Regions from separate parts of the Homo sapiens genome. Here region 1 is linked to region 2. A link is a loop called in an ENCODE intact Hi-C map of the cell type or tissue named here. Cell type or tissue: A673. All regions are shown on one strand. Links, peaks and the distances in the headings refer to the core of each region. The heading gives the core; the rest is flanking DNA.

Region 1 (2,925 bases), core at 189-2,688, 900 kb after region 2:
GTACTGATGAATAAGTTATAATGAACAGTTAAAAATGCTCATTGAAAATTAAATAAAACAAAAAGGCAGTTATTTCATGCTTGGTCAAAAACATCAATACCTTTCCAATTAACACTGAGAAATTAAGGTTAAGATTCTCCTTTTGTACTGGGAAACAGGCTGGAGGACTATGGTCCTCAAGTTTAGACCAAGAGGACTATGGTCTCAAGGTTCACCATGAGAAATGTGTTGAACATTTTAGTATGCTCTATTGTATAATTTTTTTGGAGGGGGGGATGGAGTTTCGCTGTTGTTGCCCAGGCTGGAGTGCAATAGCACGATCTTGGCTCACCGCAACCTCTGCCTACCGGGTTCAAGTGATTCTTGTGCCTCAGCCTCCTGAGTAGCTGGGATTATAGGCATGCACCACCATGCCCAGCTAATTTTGTATTTTTATTAGAGACAGGGTTTCTCCGTGTTGGTCAGGCTGGTCTCAAACTCCTGACCTCAGGTGATCTGCCTGTCTTGGCCTCCGGCGTAACACTTTTTAAGACCAGTGTAACAGAAAGAGAATGTAGCCATTCTAGCCACCGTTAAAAGATACACAGTGAGGTGTTGTGTTTTGTTTTTTTAATGATGAAAAGTTACACATTTTTTGGAGAGAAAAGTCTTAGCTGAAGGTAAATCAATGGAAAAATGAAATTTATTTTTAATATTACTACTATATGAATTATCTTTTTTTAAACTTGTAGATAAAAGTGTTCCAGTAATCAGAAAATCCTCAAGAAAATTGACTTCATTATTTGGAAGGAAAATTAGTATTTTTTTTAATATTATATGGACCATCTGATTATATTTTATTTATTCATCTATTTATGGTATGTATGTATAATTCTATATTACACTGTCAAATATAAAATATTGTTATATGAGTAGAAATCACTTAAATTTTTTTTGTGTTTGTGAATTTGAAACAGTGTAAGAAATCACTTTTAAGAAAACATTTTTAGAATTCCTTTGTTTTTTTTTTTTTTCTTTTTGAAACAGGGTCTCACTCTATTGCCCAGGCTGGAGTGCACTGGCGTGATCTCGGCTCACTGCACCTTCTGCCTACCGAGTTCAAGCGATTCTTGTGCTTCAGCCTCCTGAGTAGCTGGGACTATAGGCCTGTACCGTCATGCCTGGCTAATTTTTGTATTTTTGTAGAGACAGGGTTTCACCATGTTGCCCAGTCTGTTCTCAAACTCGTGAGCTAAAGCTACTCGCCCACCTGGATGTCCCAAAGTGCTAGATTCCATGGGTGAGTCACCATGCTTGGCCACATTTTTAGTATTCTAATAAACAGTTGGTCATCAGAACTTTAAAATGGTAGCCTACAGAAACATACAATTTTGAATTTAACAGAGTTTCAGTAAATATTTCCAGAATTAATGAAGCATGTTAGCTTTAATTTTTTCAATTGTGAGAGAAGTACATTTATAAAAATTAAGAGGTTAAGAGGTTATAGTTATAAGGGAAAAAACTTCTGTATCGATTAACTCCTAAAATATCAGTACCAGCATGGAATTATAGCACCACCTTGTGGTTAACATGCCAGTATTTTACCTTTTGTTAAAACAAGTGATTTCCCATCAAACAGGATAATATTTTTTCCCTTTTGAAAAATTCAATTTTAAAAAGAAACATTTTTGAAGTTTTCTTATGGAAGATAGAAAAAAAGTTAAGTCTCTTTCTACCCTTTCTTTTTTTCTTTATATAGTGCAGATATACACACAGAGAAGGGACTTAAAACATTTCTAATCTCCTAGTTTATATACAGTGTGCAAAATATAAGTAAGTATATATTGAAAATATAAAATATTTCATATATGTTATCAGGTGGAAATTTAGAATCCAAATTTTCTTAAACTTTAATAACTTGTCTAACAACTCTCTAATAGGGACTAAAAATCAACTCAATATATCATACATTTACACTTACAAAGAGTCTTTATCTAGACAACATAATTTTTGGAAAAATAAAGCAAATTCAACTTTATTGGAGTTATTGGACAGATCAGCAAATTGTTATTTTAAAAAGTTTTCTTGTTTAGGCAATTTGGTAAGTGGTTTCTAGTTATAAACTAGCCACTGTTGATTAACTTGAGAAGGTGAAGCAGGGGAGTTCTGAAGAGATTACCTAGAGCTACATAACCCTAAGTTAAGTAAAATTTTCACTTTCATTCTTTTCATTCTCTCATAAACTGGTTGAAAAAACACTGTACTACCAACAAAGGTGTCAGTTGCTTGTGCTGCCCTGTCTATGTTATGCTCTGAATAGGTCTCGGTAAAGATTATATGGAAATACTATAAAGAATACATAAGGTAAAATACTAGTCAGAAAGGGTTCAGAAGAAGTTAGCATCAACTGTATGAAAATTCTAGGTAAAGCTAAGTACTATTGAGTTGGAAAAAAGTAATTCTATCATGTTTGCTTGTTTTCCTCTACTGTTTTTAATGTGATGTTGTAATATATTTTAAAAATAAAACTTGAAAACGTTGGGACTTTGTTTCATGCCATTCATTACTCATAACTTTATATAATTGATACACTCTTCAGGAAGCATAAAAATTAATATAACCTTCTCAATTTTATAAACTACAACACTTTTTGAGCTCAAATAACATTGTAACTTTGATTTTTACTTTTTAACAGTCCCCAGGTTTGTCTCCTTTCTTTGAAACTGAAGGCATCAAACTGATCAGCGTGGAAGGAAGTGATGTTTATCTTAAGTCCTAAAGAGTGAACAGAATATAGCCAGGGAAGATGGTTTACGCAAAAGGACTAGCATAAACAAAGGCTTGAAAGGAAGAGCATTTGAAAGAAATTCACTAGGGCTAGCATACTGAGTGTGCTCTGTGTGTGTGTGTGTGTGTATGTGTGTGTGTGTGGCTAGAGGTCAGTTG
Region 2 (2,925 bases), core at 190-2,689:
ACTAATACAATGTCTAATTTAACTAATTTGAGAACCTACTAGTGTTAGTAGTGGCTGAGGCTCTCACCTCCTTCAAGGCTTTGCTGAATTCCACTCTATCACTGACACTTATCCTGAGCACCTAATTTAATTCTGCAGTGTACTTCTCCAGCTCTACCTCTTCCATCTTTTTTTTCTGTTCATAAGTTTATTGTCTTTATCTGAAAAATCCTCATAGAAAATTGTTTGGTTTAGCTCTCGGCAGCCCGCTCCTGAGCTCTGAGGGAGCTTGCCTTCTCTTGAGCTACCCAATCTTTCTTCTGAGCAAGGGATATTTTGGGACAGTTCTACCTCTTCTTTTTAATTTCTTTCTTGGGCTTCTTTTCATAGACTGGATTCTCTCGTACAGCAGCATGAGCTTTCTTATACATCTCCTCCATCAAGTCTGGAGTTACGCTGTTCTTTGTGTATTGAGAGAACTGTTTTTTGGAAGCATTTTCATCTTCTTCTATTAAGTAGCGCAGGTCATCTGCAAACTTCTGGCCCATGATGTGCTTCCGGTGTACTTCTGCATTAAATTCCTTGTTTTCAGAATCATAACCAAGGATTCATTTGGTACTGTGAGGGATAGACAAACCAAGGAATCGTTTGCTACTGTGAGGGTTAGACAAACCTCCATCCACAGCTCCCTTCGGGGCACCAAACACTTTATTGCCAGTGGTAGTTCTGGCAAGGTCTGCGACCAAATAGCAGGTAAAGGCACCTGGCTGACCATCAATGCTTTCCACATTGTATTCATTGCCAGTCACCTCCACTTGGCCTTCATAGATCTTGTCCATGCCTAACCTATTGAGAAGCCTGCGGGCCAGCAGCAGGCCAGTACAATACGCTGCAGCATAATTTGTCAGGCCGGCCTTCACACCATATTTTGTGCAGACTATCATAGCCCCCTCTATACGGGCATAAGCAACCTGACAAATGATATCTCTATCATCCTGTATTTGGGTGTGTTGTATTTATTTTTATACTGTATCACCAAGCATTTCTGAGCATAGTAATCAGTTTTACCCTTTCATCATCTTCTAAATTTCACTTGGTAACTCTTAAAGTAGGCCTTATTCTTAACAATTTTAACAAACCCCATCCTGCAGAACAGAGACCCACATCCGTGGCTCAACAGAGACCTTCAGGCCCGGCCCTAGTGGGGGAAAAGGGCCCTTTTCTGTACTTTTGATTCCCTTTACCTTGATCTACTTTTTTCTCTTTTTGAAAACACCTATTGCCTTCTAAAATACTCTACAATGAACTTACTTATAATGTTTATAGTTTGAATGTCTCCCTTGCTGAATTTAAGAGGGAAAGGGTCTTGTGTGTTTTGTTTACTGCAATCTTTTAAACAATGCTTGGCACATAGTAGGTGCTGAGAAATATATTTTTAATAAATGAAAACACTTCTGAAAGAATGGTAGCTGTTGTATTTTGGTAACATGACCAGTAGAGGTCATAGATGAGTTCTTTAATTATCTTGGAGCTACAACTATTGTGTCTGTTTATACAAGGATCTATTCATTCTAGATGTCTTGGTGATCAGTGTGGATTACCGCACAAACAATTTGGCGGTAGTGATTAGCGTCGATCATGAAAACTGCACATTAATGATGCCTCAGATTGGCTTCCCCTTCATATATGACCTAGTCTTGGGAGCCAAGCTGAAAAAAAAAAAAAGAAAAGCAAATAGAAAACAGGATGCAAGTTAGGGCAGAAAGTGTTGGCTTCAAGGCTATGTCTGTCTCTATAAATTGCTTGTAAATGAAAGTTAAATTTAAATAACCAGAGAAGATAGTAGAATGCTTATTGTCAATTGCAAGCTATTTGTTTAGATTAATAATACCTCCTCCCCAAAGTCTGTGTGAGTGTGTGAGGTGGGGCAGGGGAGGAGTATATACTGATAAAGCCTGTTAATACCAGGACACTTGACTGGCTTTTTCCTCTTCCCTTTTACCACAAAAAACAGCAGACCACAAATCATAAGCCATGATTCTGCCTGAGTGTGGTTTATTCTCTCTGGCTTGATAGCTCGTGCCTAAATATCACGGTATGTAACCACAGATATGGAGGTATAAAGGAATGATGACTTTGGATCAGAAGTGAATACTTTTCTTTTGATTGCATATGGATTTTGATAGATTGATTAGTTCAAGGATAAACATTTGAGAAGGAAGAAAATGTACTTTATTGATTGCCCCCCACACATCAGGCACTGTGATAGCTACTCTTCCATGTTATCTCACTCCTTGAAGTGAACAATGTCAAAGATAGCATCTAGAACTTAGTAGAAGCTCAATAAATTGTCGAATGAGTCAGTGAACAGTAAATGACTCTTAGGAAAAAGCATCTGTTTCTCTGTTTTGGTTTAGTTTGTTGGGGGGGGGTTGATTTGTTGCATTTTTTTATGTTTATGTTCAGTGTTTTATATTCATTACAGGCATCCATCTCCTGGGTCTGAAAAGTAAATAGAATGTGGTCCCTGTCACAAGACACTGAAAGGTGGGCCTGGATGGAGAGCTAGGACGAGGGGATGTTAATTCTGGTCCTGCTCTGAAAATTAGCCATTCCCTTTGATTATATATGATAAATCATTACATAATTCCTACCTTTTCTACTTCACAACATGTCATGAGATAAATGTAAGATGCCATATTTGAAAGGATAAATGCAGGGGTAGATTCTCTTACGGGATGATGTAGAAAGAGAATATGCCAGCTTTTCAAAAATATCTTTAGTATGGGGCAGGTAGGGTGGGAGGATGGGGAAGATCACTGTTGGAAGACTTTCCTCTAAAAGATTATGGAAGTTCATTCTCACACTAACAGAAGTAAAATAGGATTTCTTTCTTCCTCTCCTTTTTGTTTTCTTCCTCGATAGCACTTAGAGCTTTAGTTGGCT

Evidence for each region. A loop is a pair of places that touch in the nucleus more often than their neighbours do. Peaks named below come from ENCODE experiments on the same cell type or tissue, not always from the same donor. Only the 100,000 strongest peaks of a DNase experiment are listed, where the experiment ranks them.
Region 1: it touches region 2 in a loop (10-fold over the local background); 15 of 110 quality-filtered maps call a loop at or near these places.

What each region holds. Positions count from the first base shown.
Region 1 is chr4:174,317,809-174,320,733 of GRCh38, forward strand. It overlaps CEP44 (centrosomal protein 44), which reads left to right. Exons shown (of 12, transcript NM_001040157.3): 12 at 1-2,520. Among named protein-coding and RNA genes, the nearest start is that of CEP44, 35 kb to the left of the region's middle. In A673, for the core only: a CTCF peak has its summit at 1,555 (motif pointing left); a DNase peak (open chromatin) is centred at 1,533.
Region 2 is chr4:173,419,015-173,421,939 of GRCh38, forward strand. It overlaps a transcript of SCRG1 not described here, the pseudogene RPL5P11 and the pseudogene LOC124900814. Among named protein-coding and RNA genes, the nearest start is that of SCRG1, 21 kb to the left of the region's middle. In A673, for the core only: a CTCF peak has its summit at 1,465 (motif pointing right); a DNase peak (open chromatin) is centred at 1,497.